3 separate regions of the Homo sapiens genome follow, and regions 2 and 3 are each linked to region 1. Evidence: chromatin contacts called from ENCODE Hi-C or POLR2A ChIA-PET data. All regions are on one chromosome and are shown on one strand. Each heading gives the region's core, a stretch centred on a gene start or an enhancer-like site at or near the end of the contact. The rest is flanking DNA. Distances are from core to core; before and after follow the strand shown.

The links. Hi-C counts contacts between places; a loop is a spot of excess contacts on that map. ChIA-PET counts read pairs that join two places held with the same protein, here RNA polymerase II (POLR2A). Pooled maps may share reads with other maps.
Region 2: a map with no recorded cell type shows a loop between it and region 1 (4-fold over the local background). The contact joins two enhancer-like sites. A Hi-C loop is called at or near these places in 2 of 37 single-sample maps with no recorded cell type and 3 of 50 pooled maps. POLR2A ChIA-PET finds 5 or more read pairs at or near these places in 2 of 52 experiments (activated CD8-positive, alpha-beta memory T cell and activated naive CD4-positive, alpha-beta T cell).
Region 3: a map with no recorded cell type shows a loop between it and region 1 (7-fold over the local background). The contact joins two enhancer-like sites. A Hi-C loop is called at or near these places in 5 of 37 single-sample maps with no recorded cell type and 4 of 50 pooled maps. POLR2A ChIA-PET finds 5 or more read pairs at or near these places in 5 of 52 experiments (HepG2, OCI-LY7, activated CD4-positive, alpha-beta memory T cell and 2 more).

The regions. Positions count from the first base shown.
Region 1 is chrX:39,935,649-39,938,348 of GRCh38, reverse strand. LOC105373180 (a long non-coding RNA gene) reads right to left here. Exons shown (of 5, transcript XR_949028.3): 2 at 1,670-1,755; 3 at 907-1,040; 4 at 481-499; 5 at 1-282. Among named protein-coding and RNA genes, the nearest start is that of LINC03053, 72 kb to the left of the region's middle. RefSeq lists an enhancer at 1,161-1,390. Within about 2 kb of position 1,333, at least 3 of the 41 ENCODE cell types and tissues checked have a DNase peak (open chromatin) inside an H3K27ac peak, as active enhancers do.
Region 2 is chrX:40,152,543-40,155,242 of GRCh38, reverse strand. It overlaps a transcript of BCOR not described here. Among named protein-coding and RNA genes, the nearest start is that of BCOR, 56 kb to the right of the region's middle. RefSeq lists a silencer at 1,408-1,457. Within about 2 kb of position 1,407, at least 24 of the 41 ENCODE cell types and tissues checked have a DNase peak (open chromatin) inside an H3K27ac peak, as active enhancers do.
Region 3 is chrX:40,170,687-40,173,386 of GRCh38, reverse strand. It overlaps a transcript of BCOR not described here. Among named protein-coding and RNA genes, the nearest start is that of BCOR, 74 kb to the right of the region's middle. RefSeq lists silencers at 1,218-1,297, 1,318-1,377. Within about 2 kb of position 1,271, at least 31 of the 41 ENCODE cell types and tissues checked have a DNase peak (open chromatin) inside an H3K27ac peak, as active enhancers do.

The sequences.
Region 1 (2,700 bases), core at 84-2,583:
TGGAGAGTCTCTTTTGTGCAGATCAGGAAGCCAGGCTCTTGAGTAAAAAATAAGGCCTTTGCTGAAGCAGAGGAAATCAGAAAGACCACCTGATGGCAACGTTCTTGGAGGGAAGGGACCCCCAGAGGTGACATGCAGGTGGGAAGCACAAAAGTTGCCAGGCCGTGGGGGTCAGTGGGTGACTTGGCCAAAGATGCTACCCCTGGCTTCTTCGATGCTGCAGGGACCAGGCCTGTGTCCAGTTAGGCTGAGTTGAACCCTGTGACCATTTTGAAAAAAGGGCTGTGGACAGAGTAATAGAGAATGTGTTCTGGATACAGAAGCCAGGAAGTCATCTCAGCTTTGAGGAGGGCTGGCCAGGGGCCAGAGTTCAGGGGAGCGCTGGCCCTGGGCTTGCCGAGCATCCAAGCTCTCTAGGCCTGCCCTCGACCCCCCAAGCCCTTGTTCTCACCCCACCCCAATCCACCCGTGGCCCCTCACCTTCCATAGCTGCACACTCCTTATTGTTCAGGAACAAAGGCAGTTCAGATTTTTGAAAAAGAAGGAGAACAAATAAACTCCGCGGAACTCATCCTGCTTGTAAGTGAGCGGGTGGCTCTGGCCCCCGACTTGGGGAGTCATGCAGGCCCTGGTGGTGGTGTCGGGAGGTGGTGGGGGGGCGGGCCCTGGGACAGCTTAGCTGGAAGGGAGCGGGGGCAGGGAGGTGCAGCAAGATAGGAACCGTTGGTGATTTATGGCGCCAATAAGCACAATGGCTCAGTCTTGTGGTTTCCCCTTAAGATGTGTCTGAGCGCAGCCCCCTTGGAGCATCACCTATGTGTGCTGAGGTCAGGAGCCCAGCGTCTCTGCTCTCTGCCAATGGGTGCCCGCCCCACCCCCCGCTGGGGGCTCAGGGAGCGCCCCTACCTGGGTCTGAAGGGCGAGGGGAAGATGTACAGGCATGACGTGGAATGTGGCTTCAATCAGGAAGGTGCAGGGGGACGAGTTGGTGAGCAGAAAGGTCTGGCTTCCTCTTAGGGACAGAGCCCAGGATGCATAGACTGGGAGGGTATTTTGGAGAATCAGCCAGTGAGTAGATTACATTTTGGCGGCCGTCTTGCTGCTTTGAGCTTCAGCCAGCCTGCCCTGGATTGTCCCAGGCTAGAATTCTGGGGTGCTGGAGGTACCAACATTTGTTGAGTGTCTACTGTGTGCTGGGTGCTGGGCTAAACCCTGAACACTTCACTTCTGTTCTTTAAACTTTACAATGCCACCCTGCATAAGTATTACTATTAGTTTCATTTTTCAGATAAGGAAAGTGAAACCCAGAGAGCTCAAATAGCTTACCCAAAGTCCACGGCTAGTAGGAGGCAGAACTGGGATTCAAACCTAAATTTGTCCAAATCTAGAACCTTTGCTTTTAAATGCCACACCTGAGGGATCTCAAGTTACCTTAAGAACCAAGGAGCCCTAGTATGCTTCAATGCTTAAGGGTTGAGTTTGCTAAGGGGCAGGCCTGGCAGAGGTGGTGGGGTGGGGTGGGGGACAAAGAGGACACGGAAGCAGGTCTCCAGAAGCCCTCCAAAGTGAACCTAGACTACTCTCTAAACAGCAGACTGTTTCCAAAGCCTGTGCAGTCTGGGGTCCACTATGACCAACTGATCTGCTGGTAGGCAACTGGCACACTCACCTTGAAGACTAAGACATTTTTCTTTCTGAAAGTTTGACTTCAGGACTAACTCCATCTGGCCTGTTGGCTTCCAGTGCTGTTCCTGACTGCAGAGAGAGAGAGAGAGAGAGAGAGAGAGAGAGAGAGAGAGAGAATGCAACGTTGACTTGTAAGCTAGTGGATGTCAAAGTTCTGGCTTCCCACCGTGGACTTCAGCCTTGGCCGCTTTCAGTTGTCGGGGTCACTCAGAAGCTCATCTTTGTTTGGCCATTTGTTGGGCTAAGAGTGACCAGGCAGATGGTTCTCCTGGGCACAGGTGGCTGTCCTGCCCCTTTCCCCTCCCTCACCCTCCAGCAGGCTCCTGTGTGTCTTACCCCTCCCTCTGCAGCCAGGCACTGAGCAGGGATGTTTCCCTCTCCTCTAGGAGCTCAGATGCTGGAAACAGCATTACCTTCGCTTGAGGGAAACGCGGAACCAGCCCGAACGGAAATGTTGTCAAGAATCCCAGTGCCCATTACTTCCCTTCTGCTAGTGCCACTTTAACAGCTTGAGCCTTCCCCTGTGGGCTTGCTGGGGCAGGTCAGGAGAGTCTCCTGCCAGTGCTGGGCCACCGGCTTCTGGCAGGCTGGAGAGACCTGGCCCCTCAGGCAGGCTGCACGGCCGCCCAAGAAGGCTGTTCCTTGGCTGCCTGGGCCCCTCCAGGCAGTACCAGCACACTCTCCGGTGGCCCGAGCGAGGTCCTCTGTGTGTGGGGAGGTACAGGCAGGCCCTGCTGACTGCAGGCCCCTTTTTTGCCATTCACCGGCTGCTTTCTGCACCCCAGGTCGACGACGCCGGGCAAAACCTTGGCAAGATGGCACTGGGGGGTGGAGGGTTGTACAGCCACAGGTTCTTCCTGGGAGGGCCTGGCTGGAGGTGAGTCACTGAACCCCCTGCAGTTGAGTCCATTCCTCTCGGAGAGCTTAGTGATGTCCTCACAGTCAGTGGCCTCCAGGCTTCTGGGAGGGAAAGAGCCGTGGAAGAGGCTGCCTGCCTCCTGGTGATGGCTCAGA
Region 2 (2,700 bases), core at 158-2,657, 220 kb before region 1:
CGAGAGCCGGAGGACCTTGGCTGACCTTTCGGAAACTGATTGCAACTGCCTGTTAACAGCCCGTACTGACCGCACTGAGCGGAGCGGAGGACAATCATTTAAGTGACAGACGGCGAGGTGGCCCCGGCTCAGTCGAGCGGCCTGGTTAAGCCCGCCCCGCCCCTCCCCCGACCCCCTCCCCTCCCGCAGCTACTCCCCCAGCCCCGGGCGCACTGCGGGCCGCGGCGGGCGCTCGGGCAGGCGGAGAGGACGCGCGCGCGCGTGCGTGTGTGTGTGTGCGCGCGTGTCCACGATTACCGGCCGACGGGTTAACCCTTTGCCGAGCAGCCGGTCCCTTTGAGGCCGGGTGCTGCCGGATTAATCTGCCATCTGCAAAAGAGGAATAACAGGGCCGTCTCCGCCGACTTTCCCTAATGGGTAAACTGTACCCTGTTAGCGTGACCCACGCTGCGTCCCTGCTGCTGCCAGGGAAAGATCCGGACCCTTGGCTCTTCTGCCGCGGCCCTGGGTCCCCTCCCTGCACTGCCCTTCCTCTGCACAGACACAGACACAAGGAACAGCACGAGGGGTCCAAAGGCTCCCAGGGGCTCGCGGTGCAGTGGACGTGGGTGTTCCCGGTGTTTTCTATTTTGGAAACTGGAGAAAGGTGGGGTGGGGGGGACGTAGAGAAAAGCCGAGGTGGGGGAGGGGAGGCTGGTGACAGGGCACCTCGGGCTTCGCTCGCTCCCTCTCTCGGGAGAGATCGCCAGCTGCTCTCCAACAGGCAGCGCCCTGAAATCTATTTAAAGAGAGGGAAAGGGGAGGAGAACAAAGGGGGAGGAGGGGGACGGCGAGCGGAGCCTGGGCGAGAGCGAGCGAGCAGGGAGGATCCGCCGCTCCGCGGGCACATCAAGCGCTCACATCTGTACACTCCGCGATCGATGGGGAGAATGGATAATATTTGTCAGCTGCAGACCTTTCTCTTCCCGGTTCCTGGGGAGGGGAGGGGGCGAGGAGGGGGAGGGGCGGGCAGGCCAGGCGAGAGAGGCCGCCTCAAGGACAGCGCGCTTCCCGCTGCAGCCACACGGAAACCCAGAGCCATGAAAGCCGGGGGATTTTTCTCTTATTATCATTATTAATTATTTTTTATTATTCCAGAGCAGCCAGCGAACGCTCGGTGGCGCCCCTCCCCCGCCGCCTCCCTTTGTTGATTCTCAGCTGCTAGAGCGGCGGGCCCGAGCCGCCACCGCCGCAGAGCACGATCTGCTCTTGCGCCCTCGGTCGCAGCTGCGGCCCAGGAAGCCGGGGCTGCGTCCCCGCCCCCTGCCCCCCACGGCGCGGCAGCCCTCGCACCCCCTCCTCGCCTCCCGCCACGAGGCCAGCCCTGCCTCTCCACTGCCTCTCGCTGCGGCTCCGAGTCCCCAACGCAGAGCAGAGGCACTGGCTGCTGCGGCCCCGAGCCTCCGGCCGCGCGGGGGCCTTTGCCACCCCCTAACCCCCGCGGCTGCACTCTGATGCCGCCGTCCTCACACATGGTCTTCATTTTGCACACTAGCGGCGTGCTTCCTCTCAGCTCCTCTCCTCGGGGCTTTTCGGAGCGAGGAGGGAGGTTTAGAGGAAGTTAGAAACCCAGCGAGCCCAGGGGAAAGGGGGAAAACCCTCGCTCTTAGTCTCAGCTTCCGAGGCAGAGGGAGCGCCCCGCGGGGGGTGGGGCAGAGTCTGGGTGCCCTCCCCTTCCTTGGATGCAGGAAAGGTTAAGTGAGGGGTGGCGGTCGGAGGAGCGACAGATTTGCTTTTGCTCATCCACATGCCTGCTCAGACCGGCCTGGGTATCACTGACCCGGCACTCTCGGAACGGCAGAACCCGGATGGGAGCAGATCCGCCAAGCGGTCATCAAACAAGACCAAAGACATTTCAGCTGTCCCCCACCCTCGGGCCTTGGGCGAGGGTGGGGGTGCCCCCTGGGTCTTTGCTTCCTCGCGCACCCCAAGGTTGGAAGGCCAAAGCCGACGCCTCACAGACCGGGGGTCCGGGCCCCCTCTCTAGGGCGGAGGTGTGCAGAAAGCTCTAGTGCGAGTTTACTTGCGGCCTGGCTACCCCCTCCCCCCGCCGCTGTCCTGCGATTCCGGGCCAGCCTGCGGCGGCGTCCCCGACTGCTCCGCGGTCCTGGGCAGGGCAGGAAGCTGGCACGGCCGACGGCTGGGCAGGCGCCACTTGGCCGGGCAGGCTGCTCGCTGGAACTCGCGCGGCACCTTCGCGCCGAATCGGGTTCCTGGGTCTCCAGCCCGGTCACCCTGAGCGGTTTCACCCCCCACTTTGACCATCGGCCTCCCGCGGAAGTCTCCCTGTCTCCTCCCGCCCTCTCGGCTTTTCCCTTCCTCATTCTGTCTCGGGAGCTCCTTAATGCAGTCAACCGCCTTTCCCGAGATTCAAAAAGAAGTTTTGTGTTTCCCCGGGGGCAGCCGCCTAATGCTTCCCTTGTTTTCCGGAACAAAGCAGACATTCAGTGAGGAGGGGGCAGGCGCTGACTCCCTCCCCTCCCCGCAGCACCCCGCACTCCTGCAGATTCAGAACGCTGGCTCCGGGGCCCGGGTGGCCTGGGGGTGGGGTGGGGACCCCCTTCCCCTAGGCTTGGCCACAAAAGCCTCGCCCGGTAGCCGGAGAGAAAGCGGCGTGGTGTTTGGGTGAGGTTCCCAGCCCGGGCGGGGAGGGCGTGCACG
Region 3 (2,700 bases), core at 22-2,521, 240 kb before region 1:
GCGTTCTAAGCACCTTATGTATGGAGGCATGTTATCCTCAGAACAACCCTACGAGGTAGATAATAGTATTGGTCTTATTTTACAGATGAGGACTCCGAGGTTTCGAACTGTTAAGCGGTTTGCCCAAAGCCGCACAGCTTGGGATAATAGGGCCTGGATTGACCAGAGGGAGAGATAGGGCCTGGATTGACCAGAGAGAGAAATAGGGCTGTGTTGCCTCTCTAGCGTTTTGTAATGAAAGTGATCTGTTTGGGGGTTGTTTCGAGAGGACTGCCTGGACCCCAACCTTCCAAAGGAAAATATGAAGAGACTAGAAGGCCCAACATTTGGCCTTTATTTTGCAAAAGAAAGTTCTGGAGAGTCGTACAGAGGCATCTTACTGTGGCTCCTCCGCGGCAAGGAAGGGGTCAGGGAAGGCAATGCAAAGGCCCCCCTGGCCCACCTAGCTGCATAGCATCCGGCGGTCACGTCCGCCGGAGGTGACTGGGGACTGGGGACAGCCGATTGCCGAGGAACTCCTTATCGCCCAGTGTCAGTGCTCCCGGGTGCCGGAGCTAAACGTCCGCCTGCGGGGGCGGCTAGTTCACACCAGTCCCCTGGCTCCCGACGCGCCCCCGGGCTTCTCCCGCGGAGCTGGCTAGATGCCCGGCGGCGGCTCCGAAGCTCCGGGCTCCCCGCCGCTTGTCCCGCCAGCCCGAGGCATGGAGCCCCACGGCCCAGGACTGGAGAGCCCAGTTCGTCAGTCCAGGTTGGGACTGCTGGTTCCGGGTTGCTCACGATCACTCTCCCCTCAACACCCGTCCGGCCAGGGCGCGCGCGCAGACACATAAACACACACGGCTTCCAAGCGCGCAGCCCGCCTCCCGGGCCTCCGCTTTTCCTTCCTCCTCCCCGCTCGGGCGCTTCGGAAGCCCGTGGCGGTTGTGTGCTGCGCCAGGGAAGAGTCCGGGTCGGGGAGACCGCGCTGCCCTCTTTCCCCCCAAGGTCTGCGCGCACGCTAGTATCCTTAGGAAGCACAGTCAGGCTTGTGGGTTCCCATCTTCCCGGGAAATGACGGCTGCTGGCGAGGACCTGTTCGCTCCGTGTTTCGCAATGGCCCGGGGATCAGAGGAGAGGACCGGGCGGTGGGGCCTGCGCGTGGATGAGGGTGGCGGTAAATCCCCTCTCCCGCGAAGGTGGCTGAGCCTCCGGCCACCGCTAGTAGTAGTCTACCCTGCTCGTCTTGCATTGGCCGCAGCTTGACTCCCCTGCGTGCCGCGGGTCGGTGTGGGTGTCCCCACTCCCTCAAGCCTTTACTTTCAGCTCGCGAAACCCCATGGATCCGCGGCTGGGCTGGGCAGCGCAGACGCCCAGCTGCCCTCGCCAACCCCAGGCCCAGAGGGGGCCAGGCTGGCCTGGGGGCTGGGCGGCCCGGCTGCACTTGCCGGCGTTGAGAGAGGCTCTGTGAGCCGGAGCCGGCCGCCGAGCCGAGGGAGAGAGCGCATCAGCCCGCGCGCCTTAAGGCAGAACACACGCCTTTCCCGGAACCTTGAAACCCAGGGGAGCCGCTGCCATCTTCGCGTGACGAGCAGCGAGACGCCGGTGATTAAGTGTTTCTTTCCGGCTCCCTCTCCGGGTTGCGGCTCTCCTCCTTTCCACAGGGCTGGAAGAATAAAAACCTGGGGAAAAACCACACACAACTGCGCTCTGGTCTCGCTCGCCATGTCCGCACTGGTTTCTTAGGGTGCGCCCACGCGGGGCACCCCCTGCTCCCCTACTCCACGCCTGGCCGGGGTCGAGGGCTGCGTGCCTCGGTTTCCATCCGCTCTAGCGCAAATCTCGGAGTTTAATGGGGAGGGGGCACACATTGCTGAAGCCACCCGACCCCCATTCTCCTTACGCCCCCCCCCCATGGGGATTAAACCTAAACACATGAATCCCCCACCCATACCCGGGACTAATCCAGCCGCGCCTCCTGGGATTAACTCGGCTCACAGGTCCATAAAACACTTCCGGCGCGGCCAGAGGGTCTGTCTGCAGAAACACTTTAAAATTGTCCTCCCGGGCCTGGAGTCGGAATTGACTGGGTGGAGGGAAGTGAGTAAACAGACAGTTGTAAGAGACAATCCGTGAGGTTTGCAGGCTGTGAAAAGAGCTGCTTAAAATATGGGCTGTCGGGGTTGCCTCCAGCAGGAGGGTGGCCCGGGTCCTAGCAGACAGATCCAAGAAAAGGATGCAATATATTCTAAATGACATTGACCTGGAGGAAGGAGGGTGTAGGCAGGAGCAGGCTGGCTTCACATGGCTTCTGGCTCCAGTTCAGTGAGGAAGACTAGCTTCCAGAAATTTGTGGGGGCGAGTGGCCAGTCTCTTCATGTGTAAAATCAGAACAGTAACACCTACTCTGTCCCCCTCGGATGGGTTTCTGAGGACCAAAATGTGAAGGCACTTTGTAAATGCGGCTCAACCCTTCTGCTTCACTGTGGTTAATGTTCAGTCTCTCTTAGGTAGAAAAACCAGTGACTTGCTGATTAGAAAACAAAGTAGAAATCAGCCCTTTCTCAAATCTACGCAACAATGTTCGAGATAAAGGGAACCCAAAAGCAACCTAATATTTTGAACCTCCTTTTACATCATTTCGAGATAAGTTTCTGAAGTAATGAGAGAATCTTTGGAATGTTCTAAGAAAATCTGTCAAAAACTGGAGGTTAATGGGGAAGA